Linked DNA regions of Mus musculus: region 2 is linked to region 1. A link is a loop called in an ENCODE intact Hi-C map of the cell type or tissue named here. Cell type or tissue: gastrocnemius. All regions are shown on one strand. Each heading gives the region's core, and the rest is flanking DNA. Links, peaks and the distances in the headings are about the cores only. Region 1 overlaps Slc7a2 (solute carrier family 7 (cationic amino acid transporter, y+ system), member 2). Region 2 overlaps Mtmr7 (myotubularin related protein 7).

Region 1 (12,397 bases), core at 2,517-10,516:
GTCATGTTAGGCAGGTCCTGAGGCCATCTGCCTGGAGTCTACAGACCAGAGACAAGTCCCTTACAGCTTGCCTGTTTTTTGCTCACTATACAGACTTAAATTAAACTCATGATCTGAAGAGCTCTGTAAACTCGGGCCCTTGTATCCGAATTCCTATCAGTTTGACACTGAAAGGGGTGAGAAAAAGGGCCCCTCTTAGAAGTCACAAAGGCCACTGTACCTTACATGACATTAGCTAGAATTAGTCCACATGCAACAGTACCCTTAGAGGGTACTCTCTACAGGTGTTCATGAGCATGCCAGGGTTTAATAGGGAATCAGACAGTGGGGACAAGCAGACTCCTCTATTACGTCACCCAAGGTAACACGACAAAATATAATAAACATTCTACCCAATTTCTCTTCTCAGCCACTTACCTGAGTAATACAGCCGAGGACACGTTATCTTGCAAGCTCCAAGCCATCTTTGTGTCTGTGTGTGTGTATGTGCGCGCTCACACATACACAGACACACACACATCTCCAACAGAGTTTCCAGATTATAAGCCAGATAATTTCCTTCTCTGTCTGAAGTTGAACTTCTGCAGCCCCTATAGTCATGAATGCATTTTTACGGATTGCACCTCTTTGCAACCTCAGTTGAAATATAACTGATTTGTATTTGTACACATCATGGCATACAAGCAGAGTGGGAGAACGGAGGAGTTGGCTCTCTCCTGCTACCAAGTGGACTGAACTCAGGTTGTGAGTGTCTGCGGCCAGCACCTTGTCTCACTGGCTCCTATAGTCTCAGTTTAAAAGCCATCCCAAAGGCAATTCCTTAAGCTTTGCCTCTGGGCAGCACTTCACGACGACGAGAGGTACAGAACGGAACACTTTAAACAGGAAAATGAAAGCAGCCTGCCTCCACATTTGGGTTTGATTTCTTCCTTGTACGACTAGCCGGGCGCCAGTCACACATCATTCTGGGCATGGACACAAGAGCTGGGCTTTCTGGAGTTTTCCTCCCGAGCCAAGCATATGCCAGCACCCCATGCTAATGAGAGAGTCACTGCCAGAAAGCTGAAAGAAGGCCAGAGCCCAGAGCCTCCTTCTTATGAAGAACCCCTCTCTGGGGCTCACGGACAGCCAAGTCCTGCCTGGCATGGCTGTCTTCACTGTGTTCTCTGACTAGGGAAGTTTCTGAGGCAGTACATGATGGCAGACAGGCACTAAGGTGGATGGAAAGGCATATTCTACCACAGCACGTAGGAGCGTCAATCAAACTACCAGCATAGAAATGCTGCCTAAAAGGGCTATCAGCACCCTGCCAAGGGAATCTGATGTAAGTTTTTACAGCCACACGCGCTGTTCCCTTACCACGAATCACAAAGGACAAGCCCAGGTCATTTACAAGCATCCTTTGTTTGTTTATTTATATGGGAAAACCACAATGTATACCAAGCATTGCCTAACCCCTACAAGTATTTCCCTCCATTTTCTTCTGAAACATAAATACTTCTTTGTCCTCCTTCTACCAAAATATACAATTTCGTACTTTAAGTGGATTTCTTTTTTAAACAGCAAGTATTCTAAAAAGGCTCAAGGGGAAAAGGAGGAAGAGAATAGAATCGGTAAAGGAATTATAGTTACCGTGCATATGTTAGCTTAATCAATAATGTCAACAAACCTAGGACCAAATATCATTTCGGTACTATGTGTTTTCTTTCAAAATAAAAACAAAAAAAAAAAACCCAAAACACTCAGCCCAACAGGTTTACAAAAGTTCATTTCAGCCTCAAATATTTCAGCTCTGCAACAATTTGTTAAGTACCTAAGAGCATATAGCTGGAAGGACAGGCTTTTTTGGATACTTTAGGATGCTATACGTCAGTTCTGCACTCACAGAGCAATAATAAGACTAGTAGCAAGGCAGTGATATTTAAATATATATTATATGATAAATATATAAATAATAATATAACCTGAAGGGGTTTGAAGCCCCATAGGAGGTACATCAATATTAACCAGTACACCCAGAGCTCCTTGGAACTAAACCACCAATCAAAACAACAACAACAACAACAAAACAACAACAACAACAAAACCACATGGTGAAATTTGTGGCTCTAGCTGCAACACAATGACTACACAGTGCCATGGTTGCTATTATTACCTCTAGTTTATAGGTGACAAAACCAGAAAGACTTAGCACCAGCTAAGTGGGTGGACTGCATCTCACAATTCACCCGAATGTTTTAACTCTGTGATGGTGTCTGGAGGGAGACACTTTGGAAGGGAATGAGGCTTCTGTGAGATCATGTGGGAGGATTTCTCCCATCCCCCATGATGCAAGTATGTCTTTAATAAACGCTGGAGTTGGCACTCTTCCTCCGCCATGTCAAGACAGAGCAAAGGAACCATCTGCAAGCCAAGTGAGCCCGGACCGGAGTTCCTGCCAGGCTTCCCCCCAGATGGTCCAGCCTCCAGAGTTATACCAAGTTAATGTCCATGGTTTAAGCCCTCAATCTATGGCTATTTCTCATGGTACCTTGAACAGACAAAGATACTGGGCATACCAAGTTAGGACACAGAACCAATTCTGTCTGACTGTCCACAACAGGCTGCAATGTGCACGTGATGTGCATTAGCATTTTAGAAAGAATGCAAGGGAGTCGACAGTGAATATAGCCTCTCCTTTTCCCTTTTGCTTCCATTGGATTTTGCTGCCGTGGGTGACATTCTGGGGTGTGTGCACTATTCTGAAAAGATAAGCTTGAAGTCTGCACTTCTATAAGAGCTCAGTTTCCCCTAGGTGGGCACTAGCAAACAGTGAATGCTCAGAATGACCAAAGTGTTAATTACCACAGCCCAGAAAGCAAGGCACAGGCAGTTCTCCATGAATAAATAGTCCTGTTATGAAGTACGCCTTCTAAACTGAGATGAAATACTACCCGGGGCATGCCTTGAGGAAAGAAATCCGTCGCCGTAGCTTGGTGAGGGGCCAATGGTAGCTAACGGTTACATCAGTCAGCTGAGTATAGTAGCAGCAGCAGAGAAACTCCTAGTCCACAGGGCTGCCGGATGTAGTGTTTTCTTTAGTTCTGATCCATGGGGATGAGGCAGGGGAATGAAGGAAAAGGAAAACAAAAGGAACAAATATCTCAGACCATCATATGGAGAGAAAAGCATAATAGAAAAAGGATTCTGCTTTTAAGAAAGTCTTTCCCACACCAGACTTTGAGATATAACTGTGGAAATAGCGGCGGCTCTTCACTCTTCCTACCCATCAATGTTCCTGACGTACGTACGTACATCACTAACTCCTCAGCACCTCAGCCTGTCTTCAGAGGATGAAACTCAAACTCAGCACTATTAAACAAAGTACTCAAAACCATAGACATTTGTACTCGAGGTCTGTATGGCTGGCAAGCCTCTTCTGTTTGCTCTGCTCCAAATAACCAAGAAGCAATGGGAAAATGCCGAATTCTTCCTGTCCCCAGGCTCTTGGCTGCCAACCTAACACTTAGCCAATAAAAGGACATTTGGAGGTCATCAAGGTGTTACCAAAAATATATCTGAAAAGCTTTGGGATTTTAAAATTTCATCCGCATGAGATTTTAACCTTTCAGCGTTAAAATACACAAAGCCACCACTGGCTGAAGAAGGAGAATGCAGTATTTTGTCAGGCAAGCATTATAGAAAAATTAATCTTTAAAGATAAAGAAAAACTATCTAGATAAGCATCATGTTAGGAACACTGCTGAATATTGAAAGCCTATTTCTTGTGGCTGTAAAATCCTTCAATGATTTAAAATAAGGCTATTTGCAATAAAAAGCTGAAGATTTTTGCGCAATCGCATTGTACTTTCTAAAAGGCCGTACACAGTTCACAATTTACCTGTCACAATCTTAATCTAAGTTTTTGTTTCTCAAGTATCGAATATTCTGAAGTCTTCACATATTTCTGAATTCAAAACTGTTTGGGAGTAATGTGTCTTGACCCTTCGAGGTTTACCTTTTATATTTTTACTTTGTTTTCATTTTATTTCAGTTAACCTCTGATAATATTAAGAATGTCTCCTTTCTATTGTGCAAAGGTTTTTCTGTGGGTTTTATTCCATTCCCGAAAGTAAATCAGTGTAATTCAGTTAGAGTTGACATAATTTTCTTATTCCATGGAAGGAATGTGTTTGAAGTGATGGGGATCAGGATTATTTGAAGTTTTCACATAGAATCATCACTCTTACTTCTTAATAGCCATTGTGGGGTGTGAAGATCGCAGGAAGTTCTGAGTGGGTGAAGTCCTTAGTATGTGCTATTGACATGGGCATAGCCATGTTATAGATTCCATTAGCATCAGGCTCAAAGGTTGGCAAGGTCTTCCTCTGGAGACCAAGTGAGAGTGCTGGCAGTGTGTGCCAAAAATGTCTACCACAGCTTTCTTCCATGTGACGCTTGCCACCTGAAGACTGCTCCTCTACAGAAGCTGTTCTTACAGAGGTCAAACTAAACCAGTCTCCTCCACCCCGCTGTACACCACAAACCCTGCCTCCTTGTTTATCTGTAGGTAGAACCCCACCTTGTTCAGCTGTATGCAATAACACCGCCTCTCTTTTCAACCCTAACAAACACACAGAGCTTCCAGGGTACTGTGGTGTCTCCAGCTGAGAGCCCAGGCCACTCAATCCCAGACATTTCTGTCAGGGTCTATGAGTCTATCTTTTCTTCATTCCCTTGCTGCTCTAGTCTGGTCTATCCCTGGAGGACAAGGCAGTGTGTCAGGGCCCGATGACACATAGTATAAAGACCCTTACAATGTAAGCTACACAAAGGTAGGGACTTTGGGTATTGGCATGTAGCAGGAACTCAAAAATTTCCTGAGCAGATACCTTGCTCCAGCCCCATCTTCTTAAATCCTGATGAAGTAGTCCAATATAGAGTTACCAAGATAAGAGAGAGGGCTGGGTCTGAAGACCATGTCCTTACTTAAGGATCAATAAAAGAATGCAGCAGTTGGGTAACAACAAGCAGGAACATTGTGTTGCTACAGGATACGTGATTCTGGCAGGTATCAGCTAGGGCTGCTGCTGGACTCTACTGATGGTTCTTTTTGTGTCGAAAGAAAACAATGCTCAGCCCCTGGTTCCCTCTGCATACAGACAAAACGACAGTTAGGTTGCATAGCAAATGTTCTAGTCTAAAGTACACAGTGTACCAACTATACACCCATTCATCATCCCCACCCTTGTATTCAGTAAAACCCACAGGGACTAGAGAGTTTTGAAAAAACCAACAGCCATGCTCTCATTACTGATGACTCTGGAAAAGGGTCAAGGGTCATTACACCAGAGCATAACACTTAGATCAAGTAAATATTGATTTGGTAAACCTTTCTTAAGTTTAAAGGTTCAACTGACGCAACAACCCATCTAGCGTTAACTGTTTACCTGCAACTTGCCATTGCCTCCCCCTTCCCCCTCTCTCTCAGGGCTGCATGTAATTCAAAAGAGCAGGCACTGCTTTTACTCAGGGTTCTGCCAGGCTACCTACCTGCAAGGCAGAAAAACGTTTATCCAAAGATTAGAGAAGAATGTTCCACCCTTAACTCACTTGGTCCAGCCCATGTTGCATCCACCACTGGGATGTCATCTGAACACACTCTTGCTGCCTTTTTTGCTTGGTGTTTATTTTCTTTCAAGACAGTCTTGCTATGTATCCCAGGCTCTTGTGGAATGTGTAACTCACCTGCTTCAGTCTCTTGCCCTGGTTTATGAAGTGCTAGGGATCAGACCCAGATCTCTGTGCACGTCACACAAGTACCTTACCCAACTTGTCCATTTTATCTTGAGACAGGATTTCACTAAGTTGCCCAGGCTGACCCTGAATTCAATCCTCCTGTCCCAAGATCTCCATCTACTAGCCTTACAGGCCTGTATCATTATCATCAGGCTTAGCACCATGAGTCCTTTACAAGTGTTTATGAGCCATTGTTCCCAGCATGTAATGCGTGCTTTAGGACACAGAGTATTTTCTAAGTTGATTGGTCTCTGATTCATTCACCTTAGTTCCACAAACTCCTTACTGTTTTGCGTTACGGTTTCATTCACTTATATTCCTTTCTGGAGCCAAAGAATTGGGGTCAAATTAGCAGCAGACTCTGGGATAAAGGAAGCAAGCATCACAGATAAACAGTGGTGTTTCTGCTGCCAAGCAATCCGACAAGGGATGAACACATACACATGTGGCGAGAAGTGGGCATTACTGAATATTTAATGCTTATCTGCTACTTGTGCGTCGAAGCAACCCTCACTCTCTGATGTTCACTATTATCCAGACAAGCTATCCCGAGAATAAGCCTGTTCAATTTTGGAAAAACACCAACAAGATATTAAATCTGCGTGTATGAAAAAAAGTGAATAAAAGCTTTGGGTTTGTTTTTGTTTTTGTTTTTTTTCAGACATCAGAGTAACGTTGTAACTACAAAATCCCTTCCAAAAATTAGGATGAGACTGAGAGCCAAACAGTTGGCAAGCTGTTGGTGGGAATGGGAAACAGTGCCACCACTCTGGAAAACAGAGTCGTAAACTAAATGACTAAAAACAGAATCACCACCCGATGAACCCCTAATGTGAATGGCTGTATAAGAGGATGAATAAAAATGTGGGGTATTAATATCATGAGATAGTAAGTAATACTTAGCTATACAAAGGAAGCAGATTCTGGGAGCTCAGTGGATACAGTGCTACCTAACGTGTGAGGACCCAAGCTTGACCCCAAGAACCTGGGGAGGGAGAGACAGGTGGATCTTCAGGAAGTCCTGCCTTCACCTTCAGAGTTGGCTTCAGGCCAATCACAGACTCTCAAAAATAAAGTGGACAAGGCCAAGGAATGACAGCACGGCTTCTACATGAATGTGCATAAGCTTGCATGCACACACACCCACACACACATCACCACACAGAAAGGAAACAAATGCGGACACACAGTAAACCATGGACGACACTTTAGGACACTGTGCTAAATAAAAACAACCCAGGCACAAAAGGACAAACAATCCTCTTTTTACATACTCACAGAAACCGAAAGTAGGATGGTTGGTACCAGGCTCTTGTAGGCAGGGGTTGCTTATGGGTAGAGTTTCAGTGTTTCAGGAATCAAAAGCACGGAAAAGCTGCTGAGCAGCAATGTGGACGTACTTAACAGGACTGAACTGGATCCTTAGAAGAGCCTTAGACACAGAGTTTATGTTATGTGCATAAAAATGTGGTATCACAAAATTAAAATGGCGCACGCCTTTGATCCCAGCACTCGGGAGGCAGAGGCAGGTGGATTTCTGAGTTCAAGGCCAGCCTGGTCTACAGAGTGAGTTCAAGGACAGCCAGGGCTACACAGAGAAACTGTCTCAAAACAAAACAAAACAAAAAACAAAACAAATATGTCAGGTATAAACACACACACACACACACACACACACACACACTCACACACACACACACACACATTTTTAAAATTTACCTTTAAACCAGCAAGCCAAAGAATCTTAAATGAGGTCACTCGATATAAGGGCAGCAGATTATTTTGTGAAATTAACAGGTGCACATGTCACAACTTCCATGAGGGAGCTTGCAGAAAGGACACAGCCTTTCATGACCAGTATGAGTTCTCACTCTAAATTTGAACTTTCAAAGGTCTAAACTGAAAGTGAGCCTCTCCCCGCCCCTCCCTCACCCCACACTTCCAACCCCCTCCAACCCCTGCCATGGGGAGGTCTAGTGCTTTAGATCAGTAGGTCTTCATGAAGTATCTGCTGTTCTTGAAACTCCTGACCAAAAAGTAGGACCTGCTAGTGAATGCACGTGAATAATATACTTCAGAGACAGAGGAGACAAAACACAAAAGTAAGCCAGTGAACTCTTTCTACTCTGTAAATAACTGCAACAACAATAAACCCGGCAAAGAGGAGAAACGACTTCAATATGTGGTAATTGTTAGTCTAAGTCAGTGACTCTCAACCTTCCTAATGCTGAGACCCTCTAATACAGTGCCTCATGCTCTGGTGACTACCAACCATAAAATTATTTTCTTCTGTTGTCACTTCATAGCTATAATTTTGCTACTGTTACGAATCAAAATATAAATATCGGGTATGCCAGATATCTGATATGTGACCCCAGAGGGGACACGACCCACAGGTTGAGAACCCCTGCTCTAAGTGAATCCCTTTATTTACAGATATCCAACTGATATCCAAGAGAGAGCCAGGAAAATCCACCACTAACCCCTTTCTGAGGAATTGTCTCACACTTAACATGATGGCATAAACTGATGGAATTAAAACTTCCTAAAGGGTTGACTTTACCCTCCTCCCACGTTCAGCTTCTTGTGTGTGTGTGTGTGTGTGTGTGTGTGTGTATGTATATATATATATATATATATATATATATATATATGCTTTATTTTTTAATGTATATGAGTATACTGTAGCTGTCTTCAGACACACCAGAAGAGGGCACCAGATCCTATTACAGATGGTTGTGAGCCACCATGTGGTTGCTGGGAATTGAACTCAGGACCTCTGGGAGAGCAGTCACTGCTCTTAACTGCTGAGCCATCTCTCCAGCCCCTTGTTTTTATATTCTTAAAGGGCTGTCAGTGACCCTGGAGTTAGTATTTACGGTCAGGACTGAGGGAAAAGCAGTGGAGAGGAAACAGAGGGGGGAAGGATAAGTATGTCATTCTTATGCTACAACAGAGGGTGAGTTCAGAATCCTTACACAGCAGCAAGACCCCTAGAGCCTGTGCCACCTCCATGGTCATAGAAAATACAATCTTCAGGCCAGGGACAACAGAGTATTAGTTAGGGGGATACCCCAGAGAGGGTACACACAAGATCTAGCATTGACAGTTCAGAAGCTAGTGAGTAGTAGGCTTGGGTTTAGCTAGACTACTCATTTAATTTTGGTAGAGGAGGGGAAGATGAAGAGAACCACATGGGGTCTGGTATTAGCACTCCACAGATCATAAACTGCCCAGCTACACTCTGGGATCTCTCATGCAACAGTGGCATCAAACCCAATGTGGTCAGAAAGAACACGAGTAGACAGGGGAAATCCTCAGGGATAGTGAACAGGGACAAGCCACTCGCTCCCTCCCAGAACGAACTTAACCACCCTTCGGAAGTTCTAACTACCCCTGTCCCCAGGCACTGGAGGAAAGAGATGGAAACAAAAACAAAGACAAAAAAACCAACCAACCAAACAAAAAAATCAACCATGCAGTGGTGAGCATTGAAACATTAAGGGGAAAATGTTGACTTCTCCCAAAGACACAGCTACCCCCAACCATTCGTTACCTTTAAATATAAAAATGTTGTCATTTATAGTAGCAGTTTAGAAATATGATCTATTTTCCCAGTTACATCTGCACACAGAAGTGATGGCCAGATTGTGTTTGCAGAGTAAGAATGGCCAAGCAATGGAATAGATATTCTTCTAAGCCAGCAATCTCATAATTCAACAATGCTAGCAAGCAACGTCAAATATTTCATCTATAACGATGTGCAAGCTGCAGTCCGGTCTTTGTAAATGAAACTTCTTAAAATACTGTTCTACACATACCGTTTTATTGAAAACAAAGACAGAAATGAGTACAAATTTTTTGCATTCTGTTTTTCCTCCTTTACTTTATACTTAATTCAAAGATGAAGACTTTTGTACCAACTCTGGGGAAGAGCCTAAATTCTGATTCAAGCGAACTAGTGAGAGATGTAATCAGAGTTCCTTTAACCCTTCTGATTCCTGGACCTAACATACAATACATTAAAGTCATACATGATGAAATAAAGTCCCATTCTTAGATTAAAATTTTGTATTACTCTTATTACCAAAGATGACAGTTGGTGTTCACACTCCCTTCTAGGAGAGCGACTCTACTTCAGGATCATCATTTTTGTCAGAGGTTTGCTATGCAGCCCTAGCTGACCTTGGGTTAAAATCCTCTTGCCTCAGCCTCCTCAATGCTGGTATTAGAGGACCACCATGCCGCCATAGCCTGCACTTAGGGATATTTCTCATTCCACCCTCATGCCCCTACACCCTCTGCAGCTTTCAACATTGCACACTATGAAAGCTAAACACTATGAAAGGCTGGTCTGGTCATGCACAGAGGCGAAAAAGACAAAGTCCTTTGAAGTTGTGTTAAGAGATGGGGGAATTGAGGCAGGGTCTCCTACAGTCGCAGGCTGTTCTTGTTCTCCTGACTCTCCTGTCTCCACATACCAAGCATCAAAATTTTACAGGCACCCATCCTGTATTCACCATCACATCCAGTCTAAGAAATTTTAAATCTCTGCAAAAAGTAATTTAGTATACTTTCTGGTTAGCTCAGTGAGATAATTTACCGCATTTTGCAGTAGAGACGGCAGGTACCATACCTAGAGATAGAAACACAGAAGAGCATTCTGAAAAATTTACAAGGATGTTTTGAAGTGACAGTCCTGAGTTGTTTGCTCTTCATATCTCTGTTGTACTCTGTACCAGGAAAAATAAGACCCAAGCAATGCAAATGTGCTGCTCGTTATGCAGAACGCTCACAGGATCCACTTCAGCGAGGCCAACATGCACCATCAACAGAAATTTTATGCGGAGTCTGCTCTTTTTTCTGTTTGGGTCACTGAACTAAGTGCAAACCAGCTGTTACCTAGGACAATCCGAAAAACACAAAAAACTCACACAGCTTTTTTCTCTTATTCTGAGCAAATACAAAGCACTTACTTGTTCAAAAGTGCCATTTTTGGACGTTTAGCTCTTATTAACTTAGTGCCTTAGAACACTTAAAATGTTTTTATTTTCAGATTAAGCCTGTATCTTTCATTTCATTGTAAAGTATGCCATTTATTAAAACTGTTCACATACTCAAAATATTAGAACATGGTAGGTTCTGAAAAAAATCTTAAAATCGAAAAACTTTAAGTGGGAATTGTAATTTGAGGTTCACTTGCAAAATTCCGCATGAAGTGTGCATTCTAGCAATTTATGCTTTTCCTTCACTGAAACAAATCAATGCTTGCTTCCTCATCTAAATTCTTAACATTCTCCTCTGGATCCGGTGTGTCAATTTCCAACGTTCTATTTCTCAGATCCTTGATTTTGGAACTGTCAGGGCAGATGTCTAAAATGTCATTCTCAGGTGCTTGCAAGCTCCCTTCTAGATTTGTCTAGTGTTGTGTTTGAGACAGAAGTAAGTACCAGGAACTCGGCAACTGTCCGTGGGGAAGGACTGAAGAAATGAACCCTGGGACGCTTCTCACGATTTCAGACATTTCTCATAAGACAGTTAAAAGGTACTGGAGAGTTGGAATGCATAACCAGCTACCACCATCGTGTCTCACCCTGTTTTGTCTTATATGATAGAACAAGCTGAATTCCCAGGCAACCAAGCCTCACCCATGCATGAATCTTCTGAGAATATGATAGCTTTGTGCCACAGACTCTCTGGGTCCCTGGTCTGTGAAGAACGGGATTTCTTAGGCAGATAGGCAAAGAGGTCGGATGAAAATGACAGACAGATTACACGAGAGGCGTGTTGAATCTGAATGTAATTTACCAGTCGAGCATCAGACTTTTATAATACAGAATAAATTGCAGAACAAGGCACATTGAATTATTCCAGGTGCAAAAGGAGTGACTTCAAAAGGAACCAGATAAATGTATAGCACCAGAGATAAGCACAGATGCAAGGAGTGACTACAAAGGGAATTTGTAGGGACCAGATAAATGTTTACATTAGAGATTAGCACTTTCTGCCAGGCAAGAGTTTTACACTTAGAGTTAATTGCCTCAGGGTAGTTAACTCTTGACACGCCTCAAGAATAATGTAGTGTCACTGACCCCAAAATTCTCTAGGCCTCGTTAATTCTTATCAATATCTGAAGACTGTCTAATTTCAGTATAGTATACTAATTTGCTCTTGGCATGGAATGTAGTCTGTAATAAGAATTTCTATCTCAGTGAGAATTTTAGTCTCTATCTGTAAACTGCTGAGTAAAATGGCAAGTGCTTAATTGTTTACTGAATGGGTAAAGCTCCTTGCTGCTATCTGGAGTCTAAGAACACTGGGAAAAGGCTTTAGCTATGTTAGAATACAATCTTAAAAGGCATTTACTATAAGGTAAAGCTATATAGAGTGCACGTGGATCCATACACTAGACTAAAGTGGATTTGGAAAATTAATTTTATGGGTTAGGGAAATAGCCAAAGATCCGGGAGTAAGTTTCCTTGAAACTTTTTTCTCATGAGAAAGCTTTCAGACTTTCATCTGTTAAGCTGACTCCACCGGAGTCCCTGGCAGCTTTGGAGGTGAAATGTTCACTTTCGGGAGTTTAAAAGAGCACCAGCTTAGGAGGTGTTTACACAGA
Region 2 (12,397 bases), core at 1,457-9,456, 270 kb after region 1:
TTTCTACGGTGGCTGTCTTGTGTTCTGGGTGATCTCTGTACTGTTGAGAGAGAGCTATGGCATCCTAGAGTGGAGGAGAAGTTAAAGCCATTTATTTAGGTTGTTCCTGCAGACCAGAAGCAGAGAGTTTAACTGCCTCTGCCTAGCAGTCCCATTTCGGAACCCGATCCAGAGCCCGGGCGTCTTGACTTGTGAATACTTTCCTTTTCATGTTGGTAGAGTCAGAAAATGTCACGATACCAAATTTAGCATGGCAAACTATTTATCTAGCTGCTTTTCTTAGATTAGAACATAAACTTGTCATAGGTTTTGGCTGCTGCAGACATTTTGATTTCTCTCTGTTCAACAGTCGCTGGATCTCTTCCCCTAAATGATTGACAGTGACCTTCAGCCTAATTTATATAGCAGTGAAGACTTGGTATTTGGCCAAGAACACTTTGTGGCCACTGCCATTGGTCCTTCCCCCATCCTTTTCACTGAATGGTAACTCTACCTGTGAATTCCTTGTCCGGCATGGCAGCTGTTCTTAACCCAGGTAGTCTCAGATGATTCTGGAACCCAGAGAGTTACCAGTCCTGTATCTGACCTGCAGGATGGAAAGCAATATCCTCTTATGGTGAGATTAACAGAAGGCGTGGTGAGAATTGCTGGAGAGAGGTCCTGTTTCTTGGTGATTTATAAGATCCACCTCCTGACTCCTAGGCAGAAATGGAAAGAGGAAGGATGCTGTTCTGCAGCCAGGGTGTCTGCTTTCAGACCTGGCAGTGGGAGATGGAGCCCTGTGTTTTGATTGAAGCTTTTCAGCCTTGTCCTAGAAAAGCTTAAAAAGTCCTTTATTCTTCTCAGCCTAGACCAGCAGATGAGATGGCAATAGAAAAGGATGTTAAACCGTTGCAGTCCTTTGCATCGACTCTGTAAAGTCCCCGCGGCCATACAACGGCTATCCTGCCCAGTTTGGTTTGTTTTTCCTCGGGACCTAGCGCAGTGCCGCGCGTCTTGTTGACTGCAATCATGTGTTTACTCTTTGCTCTTCTATTAGTTCTGAGAACCCTAAAAGTCAGTCTGTCCCAGTGTTTGGGCTCTTGTTTCCTGTGTCCACGCTTCTGTCTTTGGATTTGTCTCAAGGAATAATAATGTCTTGGTGGTGTTTGAAAATGAAATTTTTGCACTGCAGTTTTACCTAAGTAAATCACCTTGTTTTCAGAACTCAGATTTTATGTATAATATTGCTTGAGGTGATTGTGAATTCATATCCCTGACTGGTGAGTGTTCTGCTAGGAGGTCAGATGTGCAGAGTGATGGTGTAATGCATGGCACAATATAGAACACAGCTGAAAACTTTCTTTTTCTGTATTACTGCTGGGTTTTCTTTTTCTTTTTTTTTTTTTTGTTTTTTTGTTTTTTTTTTGTTTTTTTGTTTTTTTATACGGCCCATGACAGCTTGGATTGGGGCTGATATGTGTGATGCTTCTTGGGATATTGAATACCTCTCTTCTCTTTCCTTTAGAAGGCCAAAACAGTCCCGAGAGTGCCTGCCGGCTTCCACGTTTTCTTTCTTCCCTTGCACATCTTGTTACTGATTGTCTTAGCGTCTCTTGTCCATCTTTACTCCCTGGTGCAGCTATGTATGGGGCCTGCCTCTTCCTTAATTACACTCTGAGTCTCCAAACTCCCAAGGTTTGTGTGACTGGACAGTTTTGACTAAGGCTGGATTGATGCTGCAGGCAGACTGGATTCCTCCCTGCTCTCCTGGGAACTGTTCCCTCCCACACCCCGGTACCTCATGACACCCACTTACAGTGAAGCATAGATGTTTTCCACAGTGTTCTAAAGGATGAACGTTGCTTGTGCTTGGGTGGTGCTTCTAGGCATGATTTCTCCCTTATACATTACGAGATGCTTAAACATGAAGTGAAATAGGACTTGTCCCACAGTTGGAAAACAAACAAACCAGTTTTAAAAGCTAAGAAAATGGTAGGGCATGGTGGTATGTACCTTTGATCCCAGCACTCAGGAGGCGGAGGCAGGCAGATCCTTCTAAATTTGAAGCCAGCTTGGTTTACAAAGACTTCTAGGCCAGCCGGGCTATACAAAGAAACCCTATGTCAATAAAACAAAACACAGACAAAACAAAAACAAAACAAAACAAAACAAAACAAAAAAACCAACCAATCAAAAAATGATTAAGAAGCTTCATAGAATTGGAGAAGAGTTTTTCATGAGTTGCATAAAGAAGTCTTTGCTCAGTGATCCCTGTGATCCTAAAAAATGGGTCTTTTCTCGTCCTTTCCAGTGTAAGACCCTAACAGCCTCACAGACATCTAGAATCATTTACCGCTTGCCTGTAGCACAGGCACGGGTGCTCTTATGGGCAATACTAATTAATATACAGTTGACTGCTCTAATTAGCCATGAACCTGGGAGATTGGGGCCTAAGAATGAGTGGGGCTAAAGTCTCATGCAGTAGCCAACTTTATTTAGAGCATCAGACAGTTTATACTCAAAGGGCTAGGGAGAGTCACCAGTGTTCAGTCACCAGGACAGGCTGCAAGTTTGCTTCTCCACAGAGGCAGATGAGTCATAAACTCTGGAGTAAACTCACTCCTATCTGCAACATCTGGTAGGAGCACAGAGACACATCACAAGAAACTGAGGTCATCGATGCTTGCTTTCTTGGAATTTTCTCATAAGGGCTCAGGATCCCTCTCCTGTAACTACATTCTTGGACTGTGTCCTGACAGTAGACCTTTCTTTAAAATGTCTTTGGTTGTAAGTCTCTGGGGTGGACTGTGAATGACCAGAATGGCCTCTGATTCTATCCCACCATGCCCCCACTTCCATATGGACAGAATTTTTGCAGTCTCAGCATTTGCGAGTTGATGCTTCTGGTGGCTCTGTATAGCTTCCAGTCCTGGTGTTCCCAGGCCCCTGCTTGCTAAAGTGTCGACCATATCAGCTCTCCCTTATTCCAGGTCTCAACAGCAGCTGACATAAACGTTTCCTCTGTGCCCTGACAAGAGAATGTTACTTATAGCATCTGACCTGACTCTTCCTAAGTGTGTGCTTTCTCGCTGAGAACTTCAAACAGTGCGTTTCCTCAGATGCCTTCTTTCCCCAGTTGACATAACTCTTCAAGGTTACCTCTTTTGGTCCTAGGACTTAAACACTTGCTAGGATGCCAGAGTCATTTGAGCAGATCTCAGACACCACTAATAAGCATCAGAGTTTTATGTCCTACAAAGGAAGCAAAGAGCAATAGCCACTAAATAACATGGGTGTGCTATCCCACTAATGACATAGGTGGATCTCATTTAAAAATATCACATTTGTGGTAAATGCACAATCCAGAAGAAACGGGTGTCACTTTCTTAGCATATATTAAAAGCCACTTACAGCGTATGTGCCCCTGTGTGGCGTGTCCGTAGTCTCTGGAACAGGCGAGCAAGTTGTGATGACTTTGTCCAAGAAATAAGTAGGCTCCCAGGTCTCATCTTCAGATAGGAGCAGCCTCATTGCCGTGGAGATTAAATAGGCTTGAGCTAGCTCACCACTGAGGCACAGCTATTAAACTAGTAGGTTTTCAGGGTGGCGCCAGAATTGAGGGGATTTATTTCATTTGAGGTTGTTCCAGCTACCTAAGCACAGACTGTGAAGTGGGCCCTGAATATGGCTGTCCTCATGTGCTCTGTATACTGAGGAATGAAATTAATTGTCGCGTTGGTTACCCATTTCTGGTATTGTTTAACATACGGGTCATTTTGGTGTTTTTTTTCTCTCTCTCTCATTTATTTATCCTCCATTTCTTTTTGTCTTCTATAGCTTCAAAATTGCTTATGACAGCTCTGGGACCTGTCAGAGTGATTGCCAAACTTTGAAATTTAATTTTCCTGCAGCAGCATCCAAAGTTAACAAAGAGACATGGGAATAATTCCATTAAGTCTCCCCCCATCCGCCAGCAAGTGCTCCTCCTCGCTCTGTTCTACTCTGTTTCTAAAAATACTCTAAAGTGGCATCGACTCTCTCATTTCTGAGGGGAAAATAGTCTATACTGAAGGCTTTCGCCGTAAAATATTACCATAGTTCAGTATTAGAATGAAGTTCAGTTTCACTAGTCCTCAGGGTATAAAAAAATGATTTATATTTCATTTTTACATACTGTTAATTCGTATACCGACCCTAGATATTTTAGCTATACAACTTTAAACAGCTAAATAGTTTCCCTTCTCAAAGAAATGCTATAAAGATAACATATCCTCATTTTTTCCTTCCATAGCTGCTTCATGACAGTGTCCTTAGAGTTAGTTCAGAATAGAATGTTTAGTAAATTAAATAAAATAATAGTCATAGGGAACTGACAAAATATGCTTATTAAATAGTTGTGGGTCAAAGAAGAAGTGAAACCTGCAATATTAGACTTAATTCAGGGGATCAGGGGAGCTGTGTTTCATGGAGCTAAAGAGATGGCTCAGCACTTAAGGGCGTGTACTACCCTTCCCAAGGTCTTGTGGCTCACAGGCTCCTGCAGCCTCAGCACTCTTAAACGCGTTCTCACGACCGGCCAGGAAGAACACAACAAACCAGAATCTTCTGCGGCAAAACTTTATTGCTTACATCTTCAGGAGCAGGAGCGCAAGCCCCCAAGCCCAAAAACGAAAGCCCCCTGCTTACATCTTTAGGAGCCAGAGCGCCAGCGCGCCAGAGCGCAGAGCAAGAGAGAGAAAATGGCGGAAAACCCCGTCCCCTTTTAAGGAGAATTATCCTTCGCCTAGGACGCATCACTCCCTGATTGGCTGCAGCCCATGGCCGAGTAAAGGCAGAGTACATGTAGTGGAAAATTACTCTTGGCACATGCGCAGATTATTTGTTTACCACTTAGAACACAGGATGTCAGCGCCATCTTGTGACGGCGAATGTGGGGGCGGCTCCCAACACAGCACCAGGATATCCAGTGACCTCTTCTTGCCTGCTAAGGCACCTGCACTTCGATGCACAGCCCCCACCCCAGCGCACATAACTGAAAACAAAATAAACCTTGAAATAAAAAGGAGCTGTTTCCGTAAAGAGGTCATTGTACTGCTGTTTCCACACAGCCAGTACAGGTTGTGTTGTCCTTCCTGTGGTGTGTCGTGACACAGACCTACTGCAGTATCCCTGAAACTGTTCTGCATCAAAATGCACAAATACGTGATACTTTCCACACACCCAACATTCGGAGGAGAGTTCCAGTATCGTTAGAAGGATTCACCAGTGAATGGAAGCAGTTCTCAATCTTCATGGTCTCCTTATGAACCTTTTTATATTTCTTACTATGGTCGTTTATGTGAAGGCAAACATCCACGTGCCCTGTCTTCCACTTTACAGACGCGTGGAAAAGCATAGTGTTTCTTTTTGATAGAACTTAGCTCATATTCACACACTGTCGTTATGTAAATGCAAGGCTTTAATGCATGCATGTGCTGACTTATGTGCAAAATGTTGTATAGCTACAATGAAATAAAATACTGACCTGTGTAAAAGTCAAGGAAATATTAGACTTCATTATTAGACTGTAATATTAGACTTCAGTCAGGGGATCAAGGGAGCTGTGTTTCATGGAGCTAAAGAGATGGCTCAGCACTTAAGAGTGTGTACTGCCCTTCCCAAAACACTTACGTAAATGTTTTGTGGCACATTTAAAATCACATTTTCGTAACTGGTATTTTATTATTTGATACACATTATCATGGTCTGCTGCTGAGCCAAGGGGCGTATTTTGGTTTAATTATTGGAGACATTCTCCCGTGTAAGTTTTAGAGTAAATATAAGGTTCCTGGATATTTTGTGATTGGCTCTTTTGATTTTCACCCAACGTCTCTAGGTTGAAAACGTGCGCTTGGTAGACAGAGTGTCTTGTAAAAAGGCAGCGCTGGGAACTTTGTATCTGACGGCCACTCACGTCATATTCGTGGAAAATGCACCTGACACAAGAAAAGAAACCTGGGTATGACATCTGCATCTTTAGCCTTACATGTTTTTCATTGGTTTCAGGATGGGGACCGTGGACTTTTGGGGGCATTTTTGGGAGCGATTTCTGAGATGTATTAGAAAAGGAATTTCCTTCACAGCCCTAAGATGGGATGGATGAATGTGCTAGCAGTGGCTGAAGCTGCTGGAGCCTATGCATGGCCGGGAAGATCTTCAGTCCTACCAGGTGTCGCATGCGACAGCACCTGATGTGTTATAACTGTCCTTTGTAGGATGTTTTACACACATCTGTTATTGTTTGAATGTTTCATACATTGCTCATAGGCATCCCTCCATCCCCCTTAGTGCCTGATCCTGCCTCCGTTTCAACTTCATTTCCCCTTTTTATTGTTGTTAATAATGCCCTGAGTCCGGTTAGGACTGGATATATGCACATGGTTATATTGTTGAGGCCATGTCCTCAAAAGCGGGTGACTCTCCCTTTCTCTACAGCTCTCAGTTGCCAAGAGTTCCTCCAATGAGGTTGGAGCATCAGGGCCCCCCCCTCCCTTGCAGGGACTTCTAAATTATCGGTTCTATTATTTTACAATGTTAACATTACTTTTCTGGTAATTTTTAAAAGAAAAGGAAAGCTAGAGACTAGTCCCATAACCAGGAACTTTTGTGCCTAATCATCAAACCAGTAGACATTTCTGACGTTGTATAGCAAGACAAACATGGCCTTATAACCCATGGCCAAAATCTTGACCTGTAGATTCCATTCCTTACCCCGTGGACAGGCATACACTTAGCACCAGAAGGGTAGCCAGTACCTCACAGTAGTCAGGAACTTCATGGAGGACTGCCCTTAAGGACAGAACATGGATCTCCTCAAAAGACACGGTCCAGAATGGTTTATTTTCTTTTTTTGTTGTTGGGTTTTTTTTTTTTTTGGTTTTGTTTTGTTTTGTTTTGTTTATTTTAGACAGGGTTTCTCTGTATAGCCCTGGCTGTCGTGGAAGTCACTCTGTAGACCAGGCTGGCCTCGAACTCAGAAATCCGCCTGCCTCTGCCTCCCAAGTGCTGGGATTAAAGGCGTTCGCCACCGCTACCGGGCTGGTTTATTTTCTTATCAACCTATTTTCTTAATGGAATGGTGGTTTATTCCAGAGGCTGTAGAAGAGGTCAGGGGAGGGGAATGGGGAGTTATTGATCAGAGTAACCAGAAGGGGATGGGGAGTTATTGATCAGAGTAACCAGAAGACTCAGATAGAGCAGAGGGCTAGGCTTTGAGATCAAGCATATTGTATACATGGGTTTATAGTGGATCATAATATATATATTTCAAAATATCTTTGGAAAATTTCAAATATATCACCATGAAATGATAGCTCAGAAGTTTATGGTTGTATTGTATATACTAGTTAGCTTGATTTAATCATTTCACATCGTATCCATCAGGAAAGCACTCTGTACTGTGATCTGCCTGTTAAAAACAACAGACAGTTGGAAAGTGAAACATTTTCCTTTGCAGACTGCCTGACCACCAACAGCTTAGAGAACAAGGGGTTATTGAACTTGAACATCCCACGTGGAATTAAGGAACATGGTGGCACTTCCCAGTGGAGCCATCTCTAACTCTTACTGATTGCCAAAGTTTATTTTACTGACTTCCCATGACCTTATTTAAATTTAGCTATTAAACGCATCCAGCATTTGACTGCCCAAATGTTCCCCTACCTGGAGCTGTGTAAATTTAAATGCAGAATAGTCTTTCAAAATAATAATTGTGGATATCAAAGCTTGGTACTGAAAACTAAGTTACAGATTTTTTATAGTGGAGTTTTAGGTGGAACCCTCCAGCTCTTGTAAGCAGAGTGTGGGGGTTGAGCGAGGCCTACTTTTGAGGACTGTTTCTTGTCTGTGTGGCTCAGAGACCTGTCTGCCCTTTGTCAGTTTTGCTTCTTATTCGTGCTTACGGTACTCCTCGTGTTAACTTTCTGTCCCAGATTCTGCACAGTCAGATCTCCACCATTGAAAAGCAGGCGACAACAGCTACGGGCTGCCCTCTGCTTATTCGCTGCAAGAACTTCCAGATCGTACAACTTGTCATTCCACAGGAGAGAGACTGCCACGACGTGTACATCTCTCTGATACGCCTTGCACGGCCAGGTAGGCAAAGAGACTCGGCATCTGACGTGTGACTTCTGGAGAGAGGCACAAGTCACGTGGCAGGGTTCCTGTTATGCTTAGGAATAGCAGTGTTTTAGGACTTGGTTGTCATTCTTGCCCAACTAATCACCTGACCCATTAACCTTGTTCGTTTTGCGGGCTCCTCTGAGCTGTTTACCACACAGGCCTCTTTTGATAACCTTTGTATTCTTAAATTTCCTAGATAGTGGTTATAATGTGTTTGTCTTTCCGTCTGAAATCACTTTAAAAAAATTATACAACTTTGTTAATTGAGTCACTTAGTATGAGGCCTAAGATAGAACGCACAGGTTGTTTAGTGTGGAAAACATTTGTATCCAAAACTTTAGTGTGTTCCTCCCCACCCAGAGTGTCCTACTTTCTTAGGTTGTTTGTCTGTCGGTCTGTTTGTTTGTTTGTTTGAGACAGGATCTTACTATGCTGCTTTGAGTGGCCCAATGTCACAGGTTCCTCAGGGCTGGAATTACAGGGGTGAGAGCCACTGTGTTGCATGTTTTGTTCAGCTAGGGTTTTGAGGAATATATGCTTGATTTGATCATTAGTAACAACTGCCTAGGCTTTTGTTAGCATCCGTGACTGTTGGTGAAGTTCCCGTTGGTACTCCCAAACAGACCCGCCGCCGCCACCACCACCACCACCACCACCACCACCACCACCACACACGTGGTGGGAAGAATGCTTGGACATGGAAAATGGGCAGTCTTGTGTAACTGCCTTGTTCTAGCCCGTGTAGTATTTGGGTCTTTAGCTGGAGAACTCACTATATACCTTTAGAGAAGTGTTCCTTGACTCTCTGCCAGGCTTGTGTGAGCTTGCTCAAAGGAGGTATGCATCCAGGCTTCCTGGGAATTACAGTAAAAAGATACCATCGAGGTTGTACTTCAGAGTCACATGGAAGGCTTCAGTAGGCAAAAAGGATATGTGCTTATAGTTTCTTTACAAAATGATGAGAAGTTGGCGACCTTTGCAAGGCACTAGGCTGGGTCCTGACTTCCTTAGGACAGGACTGTAGGGAGCTTAGAGCCAGTGCTCCTTCATGGAAATGGGGCCTGGGAATGGTCACAATCTGGTGGTTTTGACTTTGCTTTGTTCTTCTTTCAAGCTGAGACCTTTCCCCACCTCCTAGCGTGTTAAGAATAACTGCAGAGTGAGCCAGGAAAGCAGTTGAACTCTTTTGGAGGGTAGTCTATAATTGGAACAGCAGTTCTGGGAAGATGTAGGCTAGGCTGCATGCAGCAGAGCTTGCCGGAGGAGTTGTGTGCCAGCAACTTCTGTGTCACTGATTAATGGATGTGCAGGGTAATAAATGTACTCCAACTGGATTAATGGGATTTAGGAATAGCTGCAGAACGGGGAAGGGCTTAGTAGCTGAAAGAGTAGCTCTAAGGGTGGGAAGGCTGTGGTGGGAGCGGAAAGTGCTAGGACTTACTGTGAGGGTCCATCTGCTTTTAAAAATGAATGCGTTTTCTTAAAAGGTGACATTTCAGTCACTAGATTTCAGATGGTGCCAATGTCTTGATTGGCTACCCTTTCCATAAGAGAAAACATAGCAGTGAATTTAATTAAAACTATCACCTGAGTGGATTTAAAATGTCCCTAGCGTTCTGAAACACTGGGATTAAAAACATCAGGTTAGGCAACGCACGGTGATGCAATAAGTGTGGGGAGGCATACAAAGGCTCGGCAGTTCTAAAGCTACTGCCTGCAGCGCTGAGGCCATGGCACGTGATCTGCAGGTCTGAAGTCAGGGAGATGAGCAGAGGTAGAGAGACTCAGACATGAGGCACACATGGTTTGTCACAGATCATCAGGGCAGAGTTGACAAAATAAGTCATTATTCCCCCTATAGGCAAGTCAGAGTAAGGAGAGGGAGGGAGAAGGGGGAGGGTAAGAGTCAGCTGGTGAAGGAAATGCGCAGTGCCGGGTCCTCTGTCACTCAGTCTCTTCCGGTTATGTACTTCATCTCAAGACCTATGAAGGAGCTATTTCCTAAGCTCTATAGGTCCTTAGGATTTCTGGGACTACTGGAAAATTGGAAGAAATTTCACTGGTTTGCATCTCACGTTAACAAAGATGCATAAGCATTTGGTCATGGATTAGAAAGGATCGGTGTCAGGTCAGTCAAAAGAGAGGTTGGACCCAAGGATGAAAAGTTCCGTTAAACTGCTGGGTCTCACAGACTCGTGAGCATCTGAGATTCTCTGAGGAAAGGACCTCTGTTTCTCAAAGGGCTCAGTTTTCCCACATGCCCAATCCCTGTATTCATCCTTCTAATTTGCCTCCTGCTGTTTATTTTTGTATCAATTATATTACTACTTTAGTGTTTGTGTGTCCTTCAATCTTAAATAATTTCTTATGTTTATTTTCCCCTCCTTTCTTTTTTAAATTACAGTCTTTTAAAGTCATCTTATTTCCCAATTCTTCTGCATATTTTCCCCCTTTGGTGGTGGGAATCGAACCTAGAACCTCACCCATGCAAAGGGCTTACTTTACCACTCCGGGCTATACCCACAACTCTATATTTACCATGGCTTTCAAAAATCCCATGATTGAGTTTGTCTCATCTGCTTAATTTGAAACTTTTATGTTGTCTAAGCCATTGATGCTTGAGCAAATTTCCAGTGGCAGTGTATTTTTGTGTGAGTCGGTGTACAGATTCCTGTGTGTGTGCACTCGTGTGTGGAGGCTGGAGGATAGCTTCAAGTATTGTTCATCGAGAGCTTTTGCATCGTTGTGTTTTTTAGTTTGTATTTTATTGTTTTATGTGTATGAATATTTGACGGTGTTTATGTTTGCACCATGAGTTTGCAGTTTCTAAAGCAGCCAGAAGAGGACAGCAGATCTGGAGTTAAGAGCTGCATGTGATGCTGGGATCTGTTGTCTGGAAGAGCAGCCAGCACTTTGAACCACTGGAGTACCTCTCCAGACCTTGTGTTTTGAGAGAGAGAGTCTCTAGCAGGATCACAGCAAGTAGACTGCTATTCTCAGGATCGATCTGCCTGTCTTTGCTTCCTCAGTGATGAGATTCCAGTTCAGCCACCAGGCCTGGGTGCTTTTGATGTCAGTTCCAGGGAGTAAACTCAGGTCCTCCTGTTTGCAAGGTGGCTCCACTGACTCTTCATTTCCCATCCTGGTCATTTCTTTCTCTTAGTTGACGATGTCCGTCTGAGTCTGATAGTCCTCTTCCAAGATGTTAGCATCCACATCCCTGATGTTAATTTAAACTTGGACTTGCTTAAAATTCACAGTGAAGATGAGACATGCTTATTATTTTATGTTTGGGGTGCACAACCCAGTGACAGGCTGTGTTGTCCTCTTACTGTTCTATGGTGGGTGTTCTGTGGCATTCATTTTGAGTTGGCTAAATTCAGTGGACTTTTAAATCTAAGGCAATTGGCTTTTGGTAATTAGCTTCTGGTCTAACAAACTCCGCAGTTCTGTATCCTGGTGATTGCTGGTGGCCTTCTCATCCTTTTTTTATTTTTTTTTCTTTGAATTTTTAAAGTACTTTAATATTAAGCTACCCTCTTGTTTTCAAAGTTACTCTGCAGTGAGATAAAAATCTCTTCAATTTTTTTCTGAAAACCCTCTTCCCATAACTTTCTGCTGATTGATGCAATCCCTTCCAGTCCTCCCAGTGTTTCCCTTCTGACCCCATCTCTGGAGTCAGTCAGTGACAGATTCCATGCTGAGTGTCTGCACTTGGTGAATCTGGGTTTACTCCAGGGAAATTCAGTTTTCTGAGGGAGAACACGGTGGGGAGAGAAGGAAGTTAAGCTGGTGTGGAGGGACTCCTGCTTCCCTGGGTCAGAAGACACAGCGAGCAGTGTGGAGGGACTCCTGCTTCCCTGGGTCAGAAGACACAGCGAGCAGTGGGGCTAAAACACCGAGAGCCCACATCTCTGTGCCCGATTTTGCATCTGACTGAACAACAAGTCAGACTTACCGCCAGAAATATTCAAGCTTAGTTAATTTCAGTGATATTTATGAATTGTCCCTTTGCTTTTCTGGATAGAAAAAATGCTTGTCTGCCTTTGTTAAGATAATTACATTGCCTTAGTAGGTAGTATACCAGAAGGTATTAATACAGTTTGTAACTTTCTGTACAGGCAAGCTTTAAAATTAAAGGTACATCTTAGATTACTCCCATAGACCGGAAGCTTGGTTTTGTTTTGTTTTTCATTGTTGTTGTTTTGTTTTGCTTCTGCTTTCAGAGTGCCCTCCTAGTCAGGACACCTTAGGA

What was found. Hi-C counts contacts between places; a loop is a spot of excess contacts. Peaks named below come from ENCODE experiments on the same cell type or tissue, not always from the same donor. Only the 100,000 strongest peaks of a DNase experiment are listed, where the experiment ranks them.
Region 2: a loop joins it to region 1, with 2.3 times the contacts of the local background. A loop is called at or near these places in 1 of 42 quality-filtered maps.

What each region holds. Positions count from the first base shown.
Region 1 is chr8:40,869,704-40,882,100 of GRCm38, reverse strand. All of the region lies in intron 1 of Slc7a2 (solute carrier family 7 (cationic amino acid transporter, y+ system), member 2), which reads right to left. Among named protein-coding and RNA genes, the nearest start is that of Slc7a2, 14 kb to the right of the region's middle. In gastrocnemius, for the core only: no CTCF peak of the experiment used is centred there; DNase peaks (open chromatin) are centred at 2,958 and 6,815; H3K4me3 peaks cover 1,127 bases; H3K27ac peaks cover 3,210 bases.
Region 2 is chr8:40,602,477-40,614,873 of GRCm38, reverse strand. It overlaps Mtmr7 (myotubularin related protein 7), which reads left to right. Exons shown (of 14, transcript NM_001040699.1): 2 at 5,858-5,980; 3 at 7,953-8,115. Among named protein-coding and RNA genes, the nearest start is that of Mtmr7, 26 kb to the left of the region's middle. In gastrocnemius, for the core only: a CTCF peak has its summit at 4,924 (motif pointing left); DNase peaks (open chromatin) are centred at 4,736 and 4,893; H3K4me3 peaks cover 196 bases; H3K27ac peaks cover 3,273 bases.